Linked DNA regions of Homo sapiens: region 1 is linked to region 2. A link is a loop called in an ENCODE intact Hi-C map of the cell type or tissue named here. Cell type or tissue: gastrocnemius medialis. All regions are shown on one strand. Each heading gives the region's core, and the rest is flanking DNA. Links, peaks and the distances in the headings are about the cores only. Region 1 holds the start of LOC105379164 (a long non-coding RNA gene). Region 2 has its middle 65 kb from the start of CTXN3.

Region 1 (12,279 bases), core at 1,414-9,413, 79 kb before region 2:
CCAAATGAAATTAGTCCTAAGGAAAATCCACACACAAAAACAAAATTCACTCACAGTGGGCCTACTAGTAATTTTTTAAATGAGACACAGAGGGTAGAAAGAAAAAGTCAGGAACAGGCCCTTGTGTTTTCAATATTAAGAGTCAAACCAAGAAAGTTTATCACAGCCAGTGGTTAGTGGTCATGGGGATAAGCAGATATTTAGACACTTGACTTAATTCAATTCACTTCAATGCTATGCAGCAAATAATTGTTGAATGTTTATTATATGCAAGGCAGTGTGTTGGCTAGGAAATATAAGGTAATTAAGGATGATTACAAATAATTTCTATCCTCAGAAGTTTTGGGCAGTATGGATACTGTTCATAGATCAGTTGATCTGAATATCAACCCCTCTCCACATACAGACATAAGCACTGACTCCTGGGAAAGAAGGGGTCTCAGTTACCCAGATAACTGTTTCTAGTCATAACTTATTTAATTTGTCTTCCTATAACTTAAGATTCTTTATTTGACTTAAATCCAAGCATTTTCTCTAAATCTGTCTTAAACCCATTTTCAGAAATGAAACTTTGAGCAGTTCTGGAATCTGAAGAACTCATTCAAAACATTAACATATTTCAATAACATTTACTCATATATCATATTTTACTAAATTCTATGAAATGCTTTAAAATCATATTCACTGAAAAACTAACGAAAATTTTGTTTCTAGAAGGTAAAATGCAAACCAAACTTAAATGGGCAAAATTTTATCAAAAGGTTAGCTTCTTCAAAAGTTACTAAGGAGTCAATAGGTATTCATAAAAGCAGAACGTTTTCTGCTCCCTAACTAGAATGTACACTCCTTGAGAGTAGGTACTCTGTTTTTTCTCTTTGTAACGCTAATGAGGATCTTGTACGGTGCCTGATACACAATGGACACTCAGCATTGCATGTTCAGAATGAATTAATTAATAAATAAAACATAAGGCCTGGCAATATTCAGAAAACTTCACCTCTTAAATTCTAATTATCCACAAAGGTAAGCAAAGAATGATTCGGTAATATAGAACAAAATAATGATTCGGTAATATAGAACAATCCAAGAAACCAGGCAGGTCTTTTCCAGGGCCAAAGAGGAAAGTTACTCTAAGAAGAGGAGCTAGGGCAAGATGGCAGCTAACCACAGGGCCTACTGCACTTGACCTCCCAGAGAAGTCCTGTAGGGTGCACAAATTGTAGACATCTCCCCAGAGGTCTTGTTTCCATAGAAATATCATCACCAAAAGCTGTGCCCCATAACCTGATATCCTGTAAATCTGTCCAACATACTGAGCAGAGCTATCCAATTCCAAAGAGTCATTGGGATTTATTGCCAAAGATTTCTTTGCAAATGTTAGAGGACACATCATTCTCATATTTTGCCCTCCTTGGTGAGATATTTAAATAAACACATAGTTTCATTCCTGGACTCACTAGCTGGGTATTCTTTGAAACTTCAGTTACAGATCACTCTAAGGAACAGTGTGACCTCTGTGAAAGCTCAGGCTTGGAATTCTGTGAGGAGGGTAATCACGAGATTAATGTTTTCCCTATTTAAATCTAATTTCAAACTAAAAATAGCGGCAAAAGTCTCTACTTATCTTAGAGGGGGAGGCAGGCTGGCAAGGGGCAAGGATTACACTGCTACAGAACATCCACAATAAATCCTCCATGTTTCAGCATTGAATATGTTAACTGGGGACTAGGAAATAGCATTTGTCACATGTGCGATGTACCTTCCTTTATCAATAAAATATGTGATTATTTTGTTTTTGGAACACAAACAGAAATTCATTATTTTCAAATAGTAATATTCTGGTATTTCATATTTTTGCAGGATTTTAAGCACTCCCAAATCATTGATTTATGTGCTGAATAGTCTCACTTATTATTTCCATGTTATGAAAAACATGAAAGAATTTAATTGACTTTCCCAAGGTCACCAGCAAAGCAATAATGAGAAACCTGAGAATGAATCCTTTCTTCTTCCAAATATTTTGAAAGTTGGCTCATATAAAGAAAAAAAATATGTATGATGAAAGAGCACTTCTGGGAATGAAAAAGAGAAACTTGTTCTCTCAATGCCTAGAGGTCTGTGCTAGTTCCAAAGATAAAGCTTTTATTTCAAGCACAGAGCTCAAATTAATCTTCACTCTAACTAAACATTTTCTTTATTATATTCTGAATTTGGAAAAACAAATGAAACAATCATAAAGAAAAATTTTATAAAGTTTACACTTATTAGTCTAATTCCAGAGTTTTGTGCTTTGGCACATATTTAAATAATTTAGGATTTCAGCAAGCTACCCATGTAAAAAATATCTTCTGCAATGTAATATTTATTAAGCCAATATTTATTACAAGCTTATTAGATACTATTCTCACCTTCCCATTTAGTTCTCGTAAAAACCTGTGTGGAGCAGATGCTATTCATACCATGCCCATTTTACAGATGAGGAAATGAGGTATAAAAAAATTAATTTTCCCAAGGTCACAGAAATTGTGAGAGCTGGAGGCTGAATGCAAACAGGATGAGGATCTATCCGAAACAAAACAAAACTGTATACCGAACAACCTCACAGACCTGTCAAAAGCTACTTTTTAGCTAATAAATCCTCTTTTCCTGGAGGTTTCATAAAAACGCCAATAATAACTTCAGCAGAATGTTAACGCAATTTAGTGTTTCCCGGAAAACCTTATTTCTATTTCTAGAATTTTCCTTATTCCTATAGTTTTTTCTATTTGCTTGAAGCCTGGTTCTATTTTGTAGATAGGAAGGCATTCACGGCAAACTGAATTCAAATTCCTGCTTTGCTTCACATGGACCATGTGACCTGGGGCTTACTATCCAAGTTCTTCAAGCCTCTTTCATATTGGTATTCAGCAAATTGTTCCCAAAATTCTAGCTATAAATGTTTATTAGGAAGTAAAACAGAATTTAGAGATTGGCCCAAACTGAATTTACAAATGAAAAAAAATGAGGCCCAGAGAAATTAAATGTTTTTCTTTGTTTGTTTGTTTGTTTGTTTGAAATGGAGTCTGTCCACCTCAGACTCCAGGCTGGGGGGCAGTGGTGCTATCTTGGCTCACTGCAACCTCTGTCTCCCATGTTCAAGCATTTCTCCTGCCTCAGCCTCCTGAGTATCTGGGATTACAGGGATCCACCACCATGCCCAGCTAACTTTTGTGTTTTCAGTAGAGACAGGTTTCACCATGTTGGCCAGACTGGTCTCGAACTTCTGACCTCGGGTATCTGCCCACCTCGGCTTCCCAAAGTGCTGGGATTACAGGCGTGAGCCACCGCACCTGGCCAAAATTAAGTGATTTTCAAAAGCCTCTAAGCTAACTCCTTATGGAAACAGTAATGAACCCAGGTTGCCAGAGTCCCAGGCATGCACTCTTTCACTACCCTGTGCTATCTCTAGCTGATGAATAAATAACTGATAATCCCTTCGAGGAAAAGTTTTCCTCAGGCAAATAAGGCATGATTATGTATAAACAGTTACAGTGCTGGGCAGAGACGTGGAGGTGTAGCCAAAAGTCTTTTCAGTGCCAGTGAATTTTAAGTCCTAGACAATGTGTTCAGAGTCCCTTGTCACCACTCAGTGTTGACTTCCACTTGCCCATTTGAATCCATGGCATTTTAGCTGAGCTCTGGAAGCTACACAAATATCACTTTGGTGGTTTCCTTTTGAAGCTTCACTGCATGACTTGTATAAGTCATCATGCTTCATATGCTCGCCGTCCTTGAACATCTCCATGGACGTGCTCCATGGAGCTTTCCATGGGAGCAGTTGCTTACAATTACTGCTGCCAATTGACTTCTTATGTGCATTGAGATCTCTGTGGCAAGGCCCAGGACTCTCTCTCTCTCTGGCTCAGATATGTTCAAAATTTTATCATTAATGTGGATAAATAAATAGAAGGCTTGCTGAGCCAATTTACAGGTGATACAAAGATGGAGACTGCAATGAATACGATAATGAGGGAGTCAGGTATAAAACGTCATGCGGTTTTCAAAACAAAGTAAGTGATAATTTGATTCCCCTCATTTTAGTCAGACTACCTATGAACTATTATTTTCCTTTCTAGGTACCAAGGAGATGGTCAAACTGAAGAGCATCCAGAATTTTTGATAAGGATAAGAGATAATTCAAAGCACCTGAAAATTATATAGGGTGGTTGAAGTTGCTGGAATTGTTTATCCTGGGGGAATATGATAACCATCAAGAACAAGGTAGGATCTGAGATTTTACCCTACTTACAGGATAACTAGTTTGCCACAGTTTCATGGATGCCGGCAGAAGACACAAGACCTCTGGGTCAGAGGCAAAGGACAGTTTATCATTTACAGCAATCACAACACTGAGTATCAGCATTTTCCTGTGCCAATTCCTTAAGCTCCAGTTCCCACAGGGCAACACAAAAAAAGCCAGATGGTGCTTGCACACACAATGGGCTGCATTACAGGAGGGGAACTCTGAGCTTAGGAAAACCCAGTCTTTCATAATGGGCTGCAAGCAAACCTGCCCAGCCATTTTTTTAGGGAAAGGGAGATACGATCTCTAAACAAATCTCTTTGAAAAGAACAAAATATTGTCACTGCCTCTGCTGTAAAGACATGCGGAAACAGCAATGATCCATGGAGTGTGACTTTCAACAATAACTATATCTTGAGAGTTGTCATGTTAACAAGTATTAGAAATCTCTGTCACTCCAGAAGACAAAACAAGATTCCACTGGCAAAAATTACAGAAAGACAAATTTGGGGTTGATAAAGAGATATTTATAAACAACAGAACAAGCTAAAAATAGGATGGACACTTTAAGACATTAGACATGTTAAGGAAGAAACCAGGCAGCCACTTGTTGTTGACTATTGAGGAAAATATTAATATACCAGAGAAGCACTGAATGTAGTGGTTGTATTAAACTTCTTCCAGCACTCCAGTTATTGGAAAGTAGAGGGAAAAATAGAAGTGAAGTAACTAGGAAAAAAGATAGGACAGAAAAGGATAAAGTGTACTTTCAAACTTGAAATACTTAATTGTATATTTTCTGAGGTCACCTCTATGTCCCAAGAGGATCCAGATAACTCTTTGATAAGCCATAGATAGAGCAGAATCCAGAGCCTTTATAAACTTATGTTGTAATCTCCCTTGTCGAGCTTCTTCAGCTAAGAAAAACAGCTCAAAAGTCTACTAGGAAATTTAAAAAAAAAAAAAAAGAAAAACAAAAAAAGAAACTTTGATTCTTTATCCTAGATTGGTTATCCCGTGTTTTGAGAAACAGAATCTTTGTTAAGGCATTCTCTACAATCTAACGGGAAATACTTCTCGTTGCCTGGACACTTAAACTGAAGCTTCAGAATGTTCCAAAAGAAAATACATCATCCGTAGGACTTTTTTCAGAAACAAAATATGTCTTCCCCACTCCCTGCCAAAATAGACTATTTAATATTATTATAACTTTCATGTCAATTAACAAACGGGTATTTTTATTTATGGTTTTATCAACTGGCCCTTCTGTTTGAACTCATCTGCACACCACATATGTAAGATGCTACAGCTACAACCAGTGGGTGAAGAAGTGGCCATGGTCATGCCATATGACCTCTCTGCTTCTCTGTTTCTTTATATGTAAAATGAGGAGGTTGAAATAGATGACAGCAATGTTTCTTTCCAGCTTTTCAAACTCCAAGGAACCCAGGAAGAGCCTCTTTCTTAAAAGCTGGCATAAGTTTGGTGCTCTAGGGCTGGTCATAGGGCCTAGAAGAGAATAAGGGTGCAAATCTCTTTGAAAAGACAGTTTAAAGGAATTTCTCTTACTCTGAAGCACAGAAAGTAGAGAAACATCAATCAGGATATTGAGAAAGGCTGTAGGATGGAGGGATCTAAGAGGATCTTGTGGTGTTTTAGAAAAAGACATGAGTATAATTTATAGCAGGAAACTGAAGGCAAAATTTCCACTGTACTAAATGCAGCAGGGAACTTTATTCTAAAAACATGACCTTGGAAAGGACTAAAGACTGGCTAAAGTACTGGGCTTGGTTCACCTGACCAGAGCAAGATGCCAGATGGGGAGGCCTCATGTCCTCAGAGTAGACCCCTCTCTGAAAATAATTCATTTATTTTTGTTAGAAACGGGAAGTACAAACAAAGCTTAGAGGGTTCCCCGTTTCCATCTCAAAACAAAACAAAACAAAAAAAATCTCTTCTGGAGTAGGCCAGTTGGATCACGGATTGCATACATACATATAGTCATTTGGGCACTTTCTGGAGATCATGGCTCAACTCTACAACTTTTGGATTAATCAATAACTGAGACACCCATCTTACATAATTTTTCTTGGTCGACACACATCTCACAAATCATATCTTAGGTTTTATTCAATGTTTTTGGGCTTAGAAAATTTATTGAAAATAACCATGTTTCAATATATTTTACATGTCAATTCTGAAAGTTGACATCTTGAAACAATAAGGTTTTTTTTAAAAAAATCATTTATGGTGAACAAGTGAAATTTCTCATTGTACCAAATTTATCAGTATGTTCACATTATAAAAAGCTTCAGGCCGGGCGTGCTGGCTCACGCCTGTAATTCCAGCACTTTGGGAGGCTGAGGTGGGTGGATCATGAGGTCAGGAGATCGAGACCATCCTGGCTAACACGGTGAAACCTCGTCTCTACTAAAAATATAAAAAATTAGCCGGGCATGGTGGTGGGCGCCTGTAGTCCCAGCTGATCGGGAGGCTGAGGCAGGAGAATGGCGTGAACCCGGGAGGTGGAGCTTGCAGTGAGCCGAGATTCCGCCACTGCACTCCAGCCTGGGCGACAGAGTGAGACTCCATCTCAAAAAAAAAAACTTCAGTGTTTCAGTAAACACTGTGCAATGAATCCAATAAAAAAGGAACTTGAATACATATTTTTTCTGCATACATAAACATCTGCTCTATCTAACTTTTGCCTCCTAAAATTGTTTATTTTGCCTCAGCCTTAACCCTTAATAATAGCAAAAGAATTGCCTGTCTTGAAATGTTTATTAATTTAACAGCAGAGTCAAATTAGGCTCCTTCGCACCCAAGTTAAACTTGCTTTACGCAGTGTTTAAAATATTTTAAAAGGTCTCTTGGAGGGAGAAATGTTGATCTAGAACTTGGGATCTCTGGGGGAATAAAACACAGGGTTGTGATTCCGAGCTCAGGCTAAGAATGAGGTTGCACATTTTTCTGCATCAAAAGGCAGGTCTATTCTACAGAGTGACCTTGGGAAAGTCCAGGGTTTTTTCCCCCCATCCTGGGATGCAGATATACTCCATAAAGGCCAGCTGCACTCATTATAAATATCTTGTAAGATAGGCAAAGTGCTGCCCTGTAACTCCTTTAGCCAGAAAGCCAGGAAAGAGAGGGCTTATGTGACCTTTTGAGAATAAGTTGTTCACTCCAAGAAGCCCAGAGTAATTAAAACAAGAGAGTTAGCACTTCTTACAGGGGGGATCAATTTACTGTGAATAGCCCAAAGCTTTTTTTCACTTGTTATGGTATTCTTGCTCTGGACAAGGAAGGAGGCAGGAGAGCCAGTGAGGGGAAGTTGAACAAGGAGCAGTAATCTGAGAAGGGAAAACAAAAATAGAGTGGGAAATAAAGGGAGGAGTGAAAGAAGGGCAGGCTTTGGGAGGCCCCGTGGCACTTGTGGGCAATGCCTGTGTTCAAAGGTCTCTTAGGGGGCAGGTAGCTATTTCAGTGTGTTCCCATTATAGAAGTGGATCCTGGTGTTGCCCTGAGGAAGGGCACGGAAGCTGGAACTGACACACCACTCTTTAGGTCATTTTTTTCTTCGTGAATCTACGGTGACTCCCACCCTTGATTTTTCTGTTTAGGATCCTCTGAGGTCCAGCCTCTGCCTTTGTCCTTCCCTTGTGAGCTCCAGCTGCCTCTCCAACTCTCTACTCCAGCCAGGCTGCACTCCTGCCTTCGGGTCCCACACTCATACCTCTGTTTCCTTATTCTATGGTTTTCCCTCTTCCTTTCCTTTGCACATATCTAAACTACCTCCATCCTCTCAGGTCAAGATCTAATTTATTTCATAATAATAACTTACATTGCATTGAACTTTATGCCAAGCACTTAAACATGCACAATTATACCTGAGCCATTGTCTCGTGGACATTTCCTTAATTATTTTGGCTACATTCATCTTTCCTCATGTTTTATCTCTTGGAGCATTTGTTCACTAACCCAACTCTACAGAATCAACCTGTAGGGATGAAAGGCTGTAATAATCTCCATTGTCAATAAACTACCCAGGAAAAATTGGAGTTAGGAGTTAGGGTGAACTAAGCTGGTAGAATTTTGACCAGTGATGTTTATATTTTTCTATATTGTATAATAAATTTTTTGCCATGATGATGTACAACTTTTATAATGAAAATTAGCTATTGTGCCACTGCACTCCAGTGGGCGAAAGAGCAAGACCCCATCTCTTAAAAAATAAAAAAAATAGAAAGTAAAAAAATAATAAAAATTAGCACACATATTAACCTCCCCAGTTGATTCTGATGATGTGGGAACCATCAGGTCCATGTTAGTCATTTGAACAATGATTCAGTCATATGCCTTTTTAAATGTATTCTCCATCCAACAAGATAGAAAAGTATTCAACATTAAGAACTGGCCCTGTGTGTTTTCTGTCTTTCTAGTGCTAGCAATTCCAGGCTCAAAGCAGGAGCTCCATAAATACATGAGTGGGTTTGAATAGACTCTAACAAAAATACAAAAAAAAATTAATGAGGACACACATGACACAGTACATTTGAAAGAAAAAGAAAATCTTATAATTAATAGGTTAAAGAAGTGTGCTTTTTTTAATCAAAAAAGGTAATGACTAGCTGAGGAGAAAACTAGAAGACATAGATTATAAATACAGCCTAACGGGGTTGGTTTAGGCTGAGTTATCTGCAGGGTTGGTTTAGACACAAGCTTTTCCTTCCAACAAAAGTTGGAATAAGAGGTATTCACATCTCCCTTTTTGGTGGTCTTAAAAACTATCGGTTTTGTCTGTGCAGGACAATTTATAGGAGCTCTTCTTGAAATGGGAGAGGGATGAATTAGATGAGCTTTCATGCTGTTAACTCTTTTCTCCTCTCTTGGAAAAATGTTAAGCCTCAGCACTTAATACCAGGTAGCACCCTCAGTGCATTAGTTCTGGTGAAATAAGAGAGGAAGCATTTCTGTTTCTTGAAAAGTTTTATTTGGTGACTATATACAATCATAAATACACATTCCTCTGAAGACTATAAAAGTCTTCTCCTCTAAACAATTAACTTTTCATTGAAAAAAAACTTTAAGCTGCACTTGCAACCTATTTTTTAAATCATTTGTGTAAAGTGTAAATTCAAGTAATGTATAGCTACCTCTACACATGTTATTAATATGAATACATATAATGTAGTTGGCTTGGTAAATAGTTTTTAAAACTTTGTAGCCTTTGAATTAAGTTTTACTTGAAAAACAAAACGCTATTCTCACTCACATTTACCAAGGACAGAATCATCTCTTTTAAGCTTTTCCATTGCTTCCCAAAGCTCCCTGCTTTGGGAGAAAACAAGAAACTACTTTGGGTCCATTCAGCACAATCTTCCTCATTCTGCTCAGGACCCAGATAGGTGCCCATGAAATAAAACAAATATAGACATAATTAGAGCAAGGAAATCTCTTCCTGGCCTTGTCACCAGATTCATATGAGATCCTTTCTAGTCTTTTATTCTTTAGTCAGATCAGGTGGTGTTTTGTTTGATGGCAAATCTATGTCAGTATTAACGCTCTTGGTTTCACAATCACACAATTTTAAGAGTACTCATTCATTGAGCAAACATAAAAATTTAAACCTTCTTATGTTGGATTAGTTATATAAGTGTCCATTTCCAACATCCTCAAATGTCTTTAACCCAACTGCATATTTATGGAATAATGGATTATGGTCCTGGGACCAAATATTGTTTAAATTTGATTTGTTGAGAACACTAAATAAAGGGAATCCTCACCAAGACACAAAGCACTTCATCTCCTCAGGAGGAGATCCCACACCATCCCTCCTAAGCAAGGGCATGGTCGAACTGCCCTTTCTCCAGGCCTTCAAGTCCATCAGCCCAGGTAGAGGTTGGCATGCTTCGATATGGATCCAAAAGAATCCGGAAGCACCGGACAATGAGAATGCCCAAGAAAATAAACAACAGAATCACAAAAACAAATGTCATTTTCTGCTCCAGGGACATGCTAGAATCTGCTGATTCGTTCCCAAGGGGCACTAGGGATGAGGGGATGGGCTGTCCTCCATCCATGGTCCAGGGAAGCCAGAGCACAGGATATCCTGGTTTTCTTTTCTTCCATCATCAATCTGCGGAGGTCATGGTGGCTGCACTCTGGAGAGGCTGAGTTATCTGCAGGGAAAAAGGAAGGGAAAGGAATACCTATAAAATAGCAGCCTTATTTTTTTAGGTTCACAGTCATATTTTTCAGAGAGAAAAAGAAATCTGTAAACCAGCTTTCTTTTTCACCAGAGATGCTCAATTCTGTATAATTATCGGGAAAGATATTTTACTCTTGCATGAAATTACCAGATTGTTCTCAGAAGAGCCACCTGGGGCCAGGAGGGATGGGCAGGGAATACGACTATAATATAGAAGATGAGAAATGTGCACAGTAATATTGACCTCAGGGTGTACTGTCAACTTGACATCTGAACCCAGCCTCCCCTGCCAAGTCTCCTCCTGCTCTGCTCCACTAATATTACTCTCACATTGTTCTTACGATAGCGCCATTGAGGGAGCCTCAGCTATGTGTCAGCACAGTGGCTAAACTTGAAACATGTTAGCCACTTTACTGCAAGCTTCACGAAAGCAGGGATCTCTTTAGCCCCAGTGCAAGGAAACTGAGGCTAGAAAAGGTGCTTAAAATAGAAACCTTCTCCAGGAGCATTGGGTTCTGGGCTCCGGGCTCCACTCTACTGCAAAACGGGTGTGGGACCTTGGAGAGGTCACTAAGCTGTAAAAATGCAAGTAGCAATGCCTGCATCTTTCATGGTGCTGTAATAAGGATGAAGAGCTGTGAAAACCCTTTGAAAAGTATACAAAAAAGAAAAACAAACAAAGCCAAGTGTTGCTTCACCTAAGACACAACTAAGGGAGCTATGCTGCTTCTCCTTTCCTTTCTACTGCCTGAGCCAAGGGAGAACGGAGGTATCTCAGTCTCCCAAACTATCAAGTTACTGCTGCTTTTTCTTTTTTCCTCAGAAAACAAAGACCAGGTTCAATACTTGACCCTGGGAAGCACCTAGAGAATTAAGCCAAGAGAAAGGAATTGATCGATGCATATTTTCAAAAGGACAGTTTTCCTTAGAGTGGCTTCCTACCATTTAAGACTATTCAGTAGAGAGGAAGAGAAGGAAAAGGACAAGCTAACACTATTTTAATTTTACTGGTGGAAAAACTTAGATATGTAGATATTACTGTATAAATATACAAGTGTATATTACCGTATAAATATACAAGTATATACATGACAAGTATACACAGAGGTCGTTAAAAGCTTCAGATACTGAACGAAATCTACTTAAATCACATCGTAAATAAAAGTATATACATTAGACACTACTACTATATAGAAAATTAAATGATATTTATTATGAATTTATTTATAATAAAAATTACAAAGCACAGTAATTAGCTACGGAAATTAACACGGACACAAAATAAATTTTGCTCAATGAAAATAACCAAATAAAAATAGAATATGTGACCTAAAGCATCAATACAATGTTCCTTCAGTTAACTTATAATCATTGCCTTCAAGTACAGCATTAGTAATCATAGCATAACAGTTTGCATTATATTGACACTTCAAAGTTTGTAAAATTACAGTTTAAAAAACAATTTATAAGGGGGATCCCAGCCAGGATCTGGGAGGAAGGAGTTACCAGTCGGGTAATGCATCATTTTTGCAGCTCTATCACTTTGAATTTTTTTAAAGGCTATAACAGTTGCAAAACTCATTTATAATTCATGTTTGTTTGGAAGTAAGATTGGGATAAAAATTTGACCGCATTTTAAAAAAATAAGCTCTTTAGGAATTTAGAGGATATTAATGCACTGGGTTTTGTTTTGGTTTGCTTGTTTCTAAGCACCCTCCTAGCCTTGGGTATTAATTCCTTGTGGGCCAGGAAGGGAGGGGCAGGAAGGGAGGCCAGAGCCTCCAATGCA
Region 2 (12,279 bases), core at 2,785-10,784:
TCTAGCTGAACTGCTAGATTCCTCAGCCCTTGTCTCATGGATGAAGTAGTGGGTAGAGTGAAGAAGCTGAAAAAACTTGGAGATACTGTACTTATTTACATAAGAAAAGGCTTGAGTTCTCCAAAAAGGAAAATTCCCAAAGCAACAGCAAGGAGAGGAAAAAGCAAGCCAGAGAATCAGGAGCATTTAAGAGAAAGCCAGTGGGTCCTGGGAGGAACTGGAGGAGCCGGAGCCGGTGCTGGCAGTGCGGGGCTTCAAGGAGCTGAATCGCAGAGGGGTTTCCAGGCTGTTCCATTGTATGTTATATGATGTAACCCCCTTCAAACGACTTCAGTAAAGACTCACATTACATTTCAAGGCTTGTGGAACAATGCAGAAGTGTTCTTTTCTTATGTGTTATTGTCTTGGCCTGATTGGTAAAGCAGGAGTATGATAGCGCAAATTATTGGAGTGGTGTGCAGAAAGGTCACATACGGTGGGGCTGGCATTTAAGGCTCTGTTCTCTTGCATGAAAAGTGACTGAAATGGCACAAAACCTGGCAAGTGCATTTAACCCTAACCCACATGTGCTTACAAGCATGACTGATGGACTCCCACGTAAGTGCCACTCAAGCCTGCTCCCGCTCGTCAGTGCCTCAGGTGGATGCTGAGGCTCCAGCCAGGCATCACTGCAGTGACCAGTGACCACAGAGCACTGCCAGGTCTGTCGTCCACCTCTCCACGGCTTCATCACCTCACAGAGACCCCACCATACTGCTCCCGGGAAGAAATACCCCCAAAAATGTATGACTGTCTCTGAAATTGTGCATGATTCATTTTCTTCCTTAGGTTTTTTCTATATTTGCCAAATATGCTGTGTTAAGCAAATCATACATGGTTTTGGTACAATTTTTAAAAATTGGTTTTTCTCCCCAGTTCCTTGCACAGAACACCTAAAACCCTTGGAATTTATTGAGACATAGCAGTATCTTTTGTTATTAATGCCGATCCCCTTTGGATCACCCCAGAGTTTATGCTAATGAAGTAACTTTGGGTGGGGCCCCTAGATAGTCTCCCTTGGGTCTGGTCACCAGAAAGAGCAAGTGATTATAGAGCTAGAATTTTCATCCCCACTCACAGACCTCCAGGATGTTGGGGAACTGGGGATGGCTAGAGATTAAGCTCTATAAAAACTCTTGAACAAAGAGATTTGATAAGCTTCTGGGTGGCTGAGCATGTGAAGGTGCTGGGAGGAGGCACCCTGAAAGGGCTGGAAGCTCCGAGTCCCACCTCCATATCTTGCCCAATGCATCCCCTGACTTAGTTTTTCCTAAGTTGTATTCTTTGTAATAAACCAGTAAACATAAGTAAAGTGCTTCCCTCAGTTCTGTGAGACATTGTGGCAAATTATTGAACATGAGGAGGGGGTCCTGGGTACCTTGGATTTATAGTTGGTCAATCAGAAATATCAGAGGCCTGGACTTGTGATTGGCAAGTGGGGCAGTCTTGTGAGATTGAGCTGACTCCAGATAGTGTCAGAATCTAATTAAATTGCAGAATACCCAACTGGTGTTTGGAGAGTTGAAGAATTGCCTGGTGTGGAAAACCCCCACACATCTGGTGTCAGAAGCGTTGTGTGAGGATGTAGAAAAACAGAGTGTGTTTTCCCAGTGGCTACAGTCCCTTAACATACACATGTGTTACTTTAAAAGAAAGCAAGCAAACCATCTTCTTAATTATAACAATGGTTAAACAACGGGGCGGGCCACTTACAGTTGCTTATACAGTCAATCTCTCTGGACATTTCTTAGAAAAATCAATGACTTTGACTTTGGTAATTTGGAAGTCAGCCTTCTTGGTAGCATGAAATTGTAAATAGTCTATACATTTCTCTTCCTTCTCTTCTCATCCTGGAGGTCTGTGAGTGGGGATGAAAATTCCAACTCTGTAATCATTTGGTCTTCCTGGTGCTTCAGGTATTCCCTGTAATAAAGGAATTTTATTTACCCTTCTAGATTTCTCCCTCCTGATCCATTTTCATACTGCCGTTCTCTAGATCTATGTCAAACAACACACACTTTGACCGTGCTCACAAACCTGCAATATTTCCTTGTTATCAGCTGAATTAAAACCACACCCCTCAGCCAGATTATCAGGGTGGTCCATAAACTAGTCCACTTCACCTCTCAGACCTCACCAACCACACCCTCTGCCTAATCCAGGCCCAGCGTTACCCCCTGCCCTAACAGAGACTGTTCTCAGCCCTGTGCACATTCAGGCCCCATCTTTTCCTGTTGGTCTGAAACCCTCCACCCTACCCCCCACAACTTCTCTCCACTGCCCACATCCGCTAGACCTCATAAGGTCCAGTTCAGGCATCTCCTCCTCCCGTGCACCCTTTCCTGTTGGCAATAGTCCATACTATGCCCATAACTGCAATCTTTAAGTTCCTGTGAATTTATTGCCTACACTATTTGCAGCTATTTACCTGTGCTCTGATACACTCCATATCTGTTCCACACAATTTAGTCCTTCAGCATATCAGTATGACAATGCTATTTTGATGCTGCCATTGTAGTGGGTAAACTTAGGTGGCAGATCCTCCTAGAAGGGGGCCTTGCCAGCCCCCTTTGGCAAGGAAGCTCACCTGGTTCAAATGGTCAGTCCATCTGGCTTCCAGAGATCCATCTGCTTCAGAATCCCAGTTTAATTACCTTGGAAGGGCTCTTATTAAGATTGTAAAAAGACAACAACGAAAAAAAGTAAAAAGACAACCAAAAAAGATAACTTAAGAAGCAATGGTTTCACACTACAGGCTATGAACTAAATTATACTACTAGGCATTCAAATGATGCATTTAAATTATACAATAAAATGCATGGAAATTTTGTTCTTTGGGACATTTACAGATGTCATACAGATTCACAAAGAATGTTCAGTGGTCTTATAAATTCAGTAAATACTAGATTAAGCAAACCAGTTTCTCTAGTCTAGCATTTCTCAGAGTCTCTGACATTTGCACTGGGAATACCCCTGAGTGAGTTAGTGTGTGCACTGTTTCTCCACTAAGCTGACCACAGGACCAATTTTCTATACAGAAATTTCCAGTACTCATGTTCTAAGGAGCTCATTCTGGCTGACACTGGTATAGGTAAGGTGTTATCTTCCAGCACCCTCCTCATCAGGGTCTTGCTCCAGCCCCTTAGCAAGGGGCAGCTGGAGGGAAGGTTTATTTTGTTTTTATTTATTTACTTAATTTTTTTTTAGATACACAGGGTATATATAGTTGTTTGTTACATGGGTATATTGCATACTGGTGGAGTTTGGATTTCTAGTGTACCTGCTACCCAAATAGTGAACATTGTACCCAATAGGCAATTTTTCAACCCTCCCCACACTCTTTTGGAGTCCCCAGTGTCTATTAACAAATGTTTGTTTTCTGCTTCTAATTTGATCTGTGTCTTTGTCTCCTGGCTGTGTGAAAGTCCTCTGCTCTTTCATTGCATGTCTCACATTTTTTCATCTTCAGTATTGAGTCAGACCACAAACTGCAGATAATTCTTAGCCTCGTTTTGCATTTGCTCAGGCAACCTCTTGTTACTGATTAACAGTGTGGATGCTGGAGTCCCACAATCTGGCTTTCAATTACAGATGCTCCATTTAAGAAGCTCCAGCTCTGTAAGAAGAAATTTCTTAAGCTCTTGGTGCCTCATCTATAAAGTAGGAATAATCACAGAACACCCCTCACATGATTTTGTGAGAGACGAATAGATATAAAGTGCTTGCAGAATCTGGCCCCTAGTGTGTGCTGTTTGTGTGAATTTGCGGTACAGTACTCCATTCTATTTCCTTAGCTATAGCTAACTATTAGCCATTTAGACGACCCATGTAAATCCTAAAACATCGGAAGCCTGACTCTTGACTTTCAAAAACTGCTTGCTGTAATTGCCTAAGAAAAATCTTTCTGTGCTTTGGTGGAAAAAAGAAAAAAGAGCCATAGCATGAATTAACTGCTTTTGGTGAGAAGACTGGCTTCTGGGCTGAGTGCTACCTCAAAGAGTTATTCTCTATTAATCTACTACAGAGTTCAGCAAACTTTTTCTGTCAAGGGCCAGAAAGTAAATATTTTAGGCTTTGCATGATGTAAGGTTCACATTGTAACTACTCAACTTTGCTATTATAGTGCAAAAGCAGCCGTAAGCAATATGCAAATGAATGGACATGACTGTGGTCAAATAAAACTTTATTACAAAAACAGGAAGCTTGCTGGATTTCACCTGCAGGCCCTGGTTTGCAGACTTCTGCTCTATTATTATCAATCCTGACTTTCCTAGCCCCGTGATGATTAGAATAGCAGTTCCAGGGTGGCCCTGTTTGTCAAATGTGAGCGAGCTGACCCCTCTGGGAGCCAGAAGAAGTGAGAGAAGCCAGTTCAAGAAAAAAGCCAACAAATTTCAGAGAGTAGGGGTGAGAGAACTGCAGAAAACATTTGAATTGTATTGTAAGCATTTGAATCAACTTTGTTGATGAATTCTAAACATCTGAATCAACTTTGCAGAAACCCACCCTCTCTTGGGGTTTTATGGTTATGTAAGCCAGTAAATTCCCATTCTTGTTTAAGCCAGGTTGTGTCAGGGGTTTTTTGTCATGTGTAAACCACAGTCTTCTACTGACATATCATGATTACAGCTATATTAAATACATCAATGAAAACTTTATGGTGAATTCTCTTGGTGTTCAATTTGTATTTTATATCTAGCTAAAACTTTTTCTGGGTTATTTAGAAAAGAAAATTTAACAACTAAAGCCCATTCCAAAATGAATTTAGAGCCATTCATCTAAAAATTTCTACGATACTTTAGACATTTCTAAAGTGCTTGGGGACATTATCTTTCAAGTATCTATTACTCTTATTTTGTTTATAAAGCTCTCTTGTATTTTGGTTATATTGCTTCTGGCTCTTCTGTTATTTTACATAATGAACACAAGCAAATTCACCCATCAATCTATAACCCCTCAAAGGTCTGAATCTAGATGAGAAGTTCTCTAAATAAAAACAAAAGACACATTTACACTGCCTTCCTAAATCAATTTCTTCTGGTAAGATTTATTTAATGTCTGAGAGTCAGTTTTAAACATAAAACTCCAGAATGCTGTGGCCACTGTTTATCTCCTGTTTAGAACAGACAGGGTAGTACAGGGTTCTTAGGCAAAGTATTCAGAAATGTCTTCCAAGTCCACGTAAAGATTCTCAATCTTGAACACTAGAAATGGGAGAGCCGAGCATGGTGGCTTGTACCTGTTGTCCTAGCTACTTGGGAGGTTGAAGCAGGAGGATTGCTTGAGCCCAGGAATTTGAGGCTGCAGTTAGCTATGATTATACCACTGCACTGTAGCCTGGGTGAGAGAGAGGGACCCCCGTCTCTATAAAAACAAAAAATAAAATTTGAAAAACAGTGGAAATGATAAAGGCCTTACCTCTTAGCATTTAACCCAAGGATAGGAACAGTGCCTGTGAGGTCTCTGAGTATATGGCAGGAACTCTTTACACAACAGACAAAATCCCTCACTCACACTTACTCACACATACCCTGAGACACTCACTGTGCTCACAGACTTGTTCATCACCACTGGAGAAATTTATGACAAAATAGTCCTTGTGTTACATATGAGTTCCCATACTCATCAGACCTGAGATCCCACAGGGACGTTAGCAATGGGATTTTGTTCATGATATGAATGAGTTTTCTACTGCTGCTGTAACAAATCATCACAAATTTATTACAGGAAAGGAATGCTGTCTTGTGTTGTTTTGCTTAAACAACATAAATGTATCTTCTTACAGTTATGTAAAGAAATCTGACAGAGGTCTCACTGGGCTAAAATTAAGGTGTCAGTTGGGCTGTGTTTCTTTTGGAGGCTCTAGGGAAAAATCTGTTTCATGTTTTTCAGCTTCTAGAGGCGGCCCACAGCCTTTGGCTCATGGTTCCCTTATATCTCCAAAGCCAGCAATGGGAAGTTGAGTCATTCTCACATGGAATCACTCTACTGTATTTTCTGCTTTCTCTCTACTTTTCAGGTCCCTTGTGTTTATACTGGGCCTACCACATAATCCAGTATAATCTCCTCATCTCAATGTCAGCTGATTAACAACCTTAATTCCCCTCTGCCATGTATAACATAATCACCAATGCCAGGCATTAGGGCATGAATATCTTTAGGGGCCATTATGCTGCCTTCCACAAGGGAAATAGATAAGGAAAAAAATCAGTAAAATATAATGAATGACAGGTGGTGATAAGAGCAATGAAGATGTAAAGCAAGCCAGGGTATAGGGCATGACAGGACATACTATGTGTGGTTTTATATGGGTCGGTCAGAGAAGGCCTCGTGATTAAGGGACATCAGAGTAAAGATCTCTAAGAGGTAAGGGAACTAGCCATGAAACTTTCTTCATGGGGAGCTTTCCAGGCAAAAGGAACAGTAAGAGTCAAGAGCCCAGAAAAAATCATGCCAGGAGTAAACAGGAAGGAGACAGGTAGCCAAAGTCATCTGCAGGAGGGAAGGAATGAGAGAAGAGAAGGGCAGAGAGGGAATGTGAGCATTACATCAGGCTTAGAAGGCAATTAAGAATGACTTTGAATTTTACCCAGCATGAGATTGAGGGGTTTATCTTCTCAGTATTTTTAGAAACATTTTACTTTAAAGTGATTTTAGAAGAGTTGCAATGATAACCTAGAGTTCCCATATCCCTTTCACCCAGCTTCTTCTAATGCTGATGTCTTATGTAACCATAGCTCATTTATCAAAAGTAGGAAATAAACAGTGGTACAAAACTATACAGACTTTATTCAGGTGTCACTGGTTTTTCCACTGATGTCCTGTCACTGTCTCAGGATCCAATCCAGGAGATCATGCTGCACTTAGTTTTCATGTCTCCTTACTCTCCGCCAATCTGCGACAGTTCCTCATTCTTTTCCTGCTTTTCATGACCTTGCCACTTTTGAAGAGGACTGAGCAAGTATTTGTAGAATGTCCCTTAATGTGAATGTGGTTGATGTTTTCTCATAGTTACACTGAGGAAGTGCCCTTCTCATTACATCTTGTCATGGGGTACATGATATCCCATGGCTTACCACTGGTGATGTTGGCTTTCACCACTAGGTTAAGATGACATCTTGCCAGGTTTCTCCACAGTAGTTACTATTTTTTCTTTTCCATGCTCTATATATAGAAGTAGGTCTCACTTCTAGGAATCCAGCCCACGCTCAAAAGGAAGAGAATTAAGCTTTATCTTCTAGAGAAAGGAGTATCAAATAATTTGTGAACATAGGTTAAAATTGCCACAGTAATTAATGAGTACTTTTAGAAGAGATACCTTGAGGCTATGAAAATGTCCTGCTTCCTCTTAAAATTTTGCCCAGTAATTTTAGTATCCATCAAAGGCTCTCAACTATAGCCAGTGGTATTATAATGGTGATTTTTTATTTCCTTCATTCCTTCTATGTTTAATATTTCTAAGGAAGATTCACCCCTTCCCCCTTATTTGCTTATTTATATCAGTATAGACTCATAGATAATTATTCTTTGAGTTACACTCTAATATTATCATTACTTGTTTTTTTTCCCCATTTGTTCTGGTTTTGGACATTGGCAATTGTTTCAGATTGGCTCCATTTGAGATGAACGTTTTGTTAAATCTTGTTTTTAATGTATGTTCCATCTCCTGGTACTATAAGATGCCCCAGGCTCATCTTCTGTGTTCCCTGCCCTCGCCTTGGATTCAGCCATTTCTCCAGGAAGCCCTGGTTCAATTTATCGGAACATGGTATCAGGGAACCAAGATCTGGAGGCCTGGTGTGGTGGCTCACACCTGTAATCCTAGCACTTTGGGAGGCTGAGGTGGGCAGACTGCTTGAGCCCAGGAGTTTGAGACCAGCCAGGGCAATAGAGCAAAATCATGTCTCTACCCCCGAAAAAAAAAAATTAGCTGGGCATGGTGCTGTGCACCCGTAGTCTCAGCTACTTGGGAGTTCCGGCTACTCAGGAGGCTAAGGTAAGAGGATCACTTGAGCCTGGGGAGGTCGAGGGTACAGTAAGCTATGATCACACCACTGTGCTCCAGCCTGGGTGACAGAGTGAGACCCTGTCCCAAAAAGAAAGAAAAAAAAAAGAAAAGAAAAGAAGAAAGAAGAAAAGAGAGGGGAAGAAAAAAAAGAAAAAACAGAAAGGAAAAGAAAAGAAAAAAGAGAAAGGAAGGGAAGGGAAGGAGATCTGGGTGCAGGTCATTGCAGAGATTTGAGCAAAAGAGAGAAACACTCTGACTTGGGTTTTTGAGATTTTTTTTATGCATTGCAGATTCATTGAGGTATATTCGCATACCATAAAATTCATTCATTTGAAGTGTAATTCAGCGGTTTCTAGTATATTCACAGAGTTGGGCAATCATCACCATAATCAATTTAGAACATTTTCATCACCCATGATAAATCTGTACCACATTTATCAGTTCATGGACATTTGAGTTGTTTCCACTTATTTTGTTTGTTTGACTTTTTTTGATTTTGTGCTCTTTGAGATGAAATTCACACACTATCCAATTCACTCTTTAAGAGTGTGCAGACCAATGGTTTTCTTGTAAATTCCAGAACATATTCATCACCCCAAAAAGAAATTAGCAATCATTCTTAATTTATCTTTCCTTACATCTTGGCAGTTACTGATCTGCACTCTATTTTTATGGCTTTGTTTAATTCTGTACATTATATATAAATGGAATTATATAGTACATAATTCGATTGGCTTTTTTCACTTAACATATTGTTTTCAGGGTTTATCTATATTATTATAGTATGAATCAGCACTTCATTCCTTTTTCCCCCAACTTTATTGAGGTATAATTGACAAATAAAATTGCATATATTTAAGGTGTGCAACATGATATTTTATGTATACACTGAGATGATTACCACAATGAAACTAATTAACATATACATCACCTCACATAGTTACCTTTTTTCTTTGTGATAAGATTTAAGATCTACTCTCTTAGCAAATTTCAAGTATATATTATATTAACTACAGACACCATACTATACACGATACTGAACTTACTCACCTTATAACTGAAAGTTTGTACCCTTTCACCAACATCTTCTCATTTCCGCACCCTCTCACCTCTGGTAACCATCTTTCTATTCTCTGTTTCTATGAGTTTATCTTTTTAAGATTCCAACTGTAAATGAGATCATGCAATATTTGTCTTTGTGTGTCTGGCTTAGTTCTTTTAGCATAATGTCCTCCAGGTACATTATTCATGTTGTCACCAGTGGCAGGATTTATTTGTTGTTTAAGGCTGAATAATATTCCTCTGTGTGTGCATGTCACATTTTCTTTATCCATTTATCTGTTGACAGATGCTTAGGTTGATTCCTTATCTTGGGTATTGTGAAGAATACTGCAATGAACATGAGAGTGCAGACATCTCTTCAAGAGAGTAACTTAGTTTTCTTTCACTATATATCTAGAAAAGGAATTCCTGAATCATATGGTACTCCTATTTTTAATTTTTTGAGGAAATTCCATACTGTTTTTCATAACAGCTATACCAACTTACAGTCCTACCAACAATGTATAAGACTTCCTTTTTCTTTATGTCCTCAGCAATCCTCATCATCTTTTGACTTTTTGATTATAGCCATCCTAACAGGTGTGAGGTGATACCTCATTGTGATTTCGATTTGCATTTCTCTGATGATTAGTGATGTTGAGCACCTTTTCACATACCTGTTGGCCATTAATGTATCCTCTTTGGAAAAAAGTCTATTCATGTCCTTGCCCATTTTTAAAATTGGGTTATTTGGTTTTTTGCTATTGAGTTGCATGAGTTCCTTATATATTTTGTATATTAACTTTTTATCAGATATATGGTTTGGAAATATTTTGTTTCATTCCATAAGTTGTCTTTTCATTTTGTTGATTGTTTCCTCTGCGCTGCAGAAAGTTTTTAGTTTGATGTAGTCTCTCCTGTTTATTTGTGATTGCCTGGGCTCTTGCTGTCACATCCAAAAAATCATTGCCAAACCAATGTCATGGAGCTTTTCCTTTATGTTTTCTTCGATGAACATTTAAGTTTTTAATCCATTTTGAACTTATTTTTGTATATGTTATGAGATAAAAATATAATTTCATTCTTCCACATGTGGATATCCAGTTTTACCAACATGATTTATTCAAGAGACTATCCTTTCCCCATTGCAAATTACTGGCAGCTTTATCAATGATTAATTGACCATATATGTGTGGGTTTCTTTTTGAACTTTTTGTTCTGTTCCATTGCTCTATGTGCCTGTTTTTATGCCAGTACCATATAGTTTATAGCTGTTGTGTTTTTAAGAGACAGGGTCTCACTCTGTCATCCAGTGTAATGGTACAATCCTAGCTCACTCACTGCAACTTCAAACTCCTGGGCTCATGCAGCCTTCTCACCTCAGCCTCCCAGGTAGCTGGAGACTACAGGCATGCACCACCACAGGTAGCTTAGTTTTTTAGGTTTTGAGTTTTTTTGTTTGCTTAGCTTTTTTTTAGAGAGACGAGGTCTCACTATGTTGCCCAGGCTGCTCTCAAACTCCTGGCCTCAAGCACTATATGGTTTTGATTACTATACCTTTGTATATAATTTGAAATCAAGAAGTGTGATGCTTCCAGCTTTGTTGTTAGTCAAGATAGCTTTGGCTATTCAGGGACTTTTGTCACTCAATATGAATTTCAGGATAGTTTTTTTCATTCTGTGAAAAGTGTCATTGGAATTTTAATACGAATTGCAATGAATCTGCAGAACACTTTGGTATGGACATTTGACAATATTGATTATTTGGTCCATGAATACAGAACACCTTTCTGTTTCTTTGTGTCTTCTTTCATTTCTTTTGTCGATGTTTTATAGTTTTTATTGCAGATGTCTTTCACTTCCTTATTACATTTATTCCTAAGTATTCTATTCTTTTTGATGCTATTATAAATGAGATTGTTTTCTTTCTTTTTTCAGATAGTTTGTTGTTAGTTTATAGAGAAACAAGCACTTTTTGTATGTTAATTCTGTATCTTGCAACTTTACTGAATTCATCATTAGTTTTTTTTGTTTGTTTTGTTTTTTTGTTTTTTTTGGACAGAGTTTCACTCTGTCACCCAGGCTGGAGTGCAGTGATGTGATTTGGCTCACTGCACCCTCTGCTTCGCTTCCCAGGTTCAAGTGATCCTCCCACCTCATCTTCCAGAGTAGCTGAAACTACAGGTATGCACAACAATGCCCCAGCCAATTTTTGTGTTTTTAGTAGAGAGAGGGTTTCCCCATGTTGGCCAGGCTGATCTCGAGGCCTCCAAAAGTGCTGGGATTACAGGCATGAGCCACTGTGCCTGCCCAATTCATCATTAGTTCTAACAGTTTTTGGTGGAGTGTTTAGGATTTTCTGTGTAGAAGATCATATCATCTGTCAAGAGCGGCAATTTTACTTCTTCTTTCACGTCTGGATATCTTTTATTTCTATTTCTTGCCTAATTACTGTAGAACTTTCATTATTATGTTGAAGAGAAGTGGCGAGAGTGAGCAAACTTGTCTTGTTCCAAATCTTAAAAAAGGCCTTCATCTTTTCACCATTGAGTATAATGTTACTTAGGGGCTTGTCATATATGGCCTTTATTGTGTTGAGGTACATTCCTTCTATACCACATTTGTTGAGATTTTTTTTATCATATCGTGAAAGGGTGTTTAATTTTGTTGAATGCCTTTTCTGCATATATTGAGATTATCATATGGTTTTTGTCCTTCACTCTGTTAATGTAATGTATAACATTTATTGATTGACATATGTTGAACTATCCTTGCATCCCAGGAATAAATCCCACATGATCATGGTGTATTATCCTTTTAACACTTAATTCAGTTTGCTAGTATTTTATTTTGGATTTGTGCATCTATGTTTATCAGTGATATTGGCCTATAGTTTTCTCTTCTTATAGTGTTCTTGTTTGAGTTTGGTATCAGGGTAAAGCTGGCCTTACAAAATGAATTTGGAAATGTTCCCTCCTTTTCAATTATTTTCCAAGAATTGACAATTGGTATTAGTTCTTCTGTAAAGGTTGGATAGAATTCACCAGGGAAGCTATAAGGATGTGGGCTGTTTGATGGGAGATTTTTGATTGCTAATTCAGTCTCCTTAGCTGTTATTATTCTTCTTGGATTTTTTTCATGATTTAGTCTTGATAAGTTGTACGTTTCTACAAATATGTGTTTCCTCTAGA

What was found. Peaks named below come from ENCODE experiments on the same cell type or tissue, not always from the same donor. Only the 100,000 strongest peaks of a DNase experiment are listed, where the experiment ranks them.
Region 1: it touches region 2 in a loop (2.7-fold over the local background); 2 of 110 quality-filtered maps call a loop at or near these places.

What each region holds. Positions count from the first base shown.
Region 1 is chr5:127,655,605-127,667,883 of GRCh38, reverse strand. CTXN3 (cortexin 3) reads right to left here. Exons shown (of 3, transcript NM_001048252.3): 3 at 9,254-10,461. The coding sequence starts at 10,362. The coding sequence ends at 10,117. LOC105379164 (a long non-coding RNA gene) reads left to right here and starts at 4,122. Exons shown (of 3, transcript XR_002956226.1): 1 at 4,122-4,260. In gastrocnemius medialis, for the core only: no CTCF peak of the experiment used is centred there; no DNase peak of the experiment used is centred there; H3K27ac peaks cover 8,000 bases.
Region 2 is chr5:127,577,779-127,590,057 of GRCh38, reverse strand. No RefSeq gene overlaps it. Among named protein-coding and RNA genes, the nearest start is that of CTXN3, 65 kb to the left of the region's middle. In gastrocnemius medialis, for the core only: a CTCF peak has its summit at 7,117; a DNase peak (open chromatin) is centred at 7,157; H3K27ac peaks cover 1,009 bases.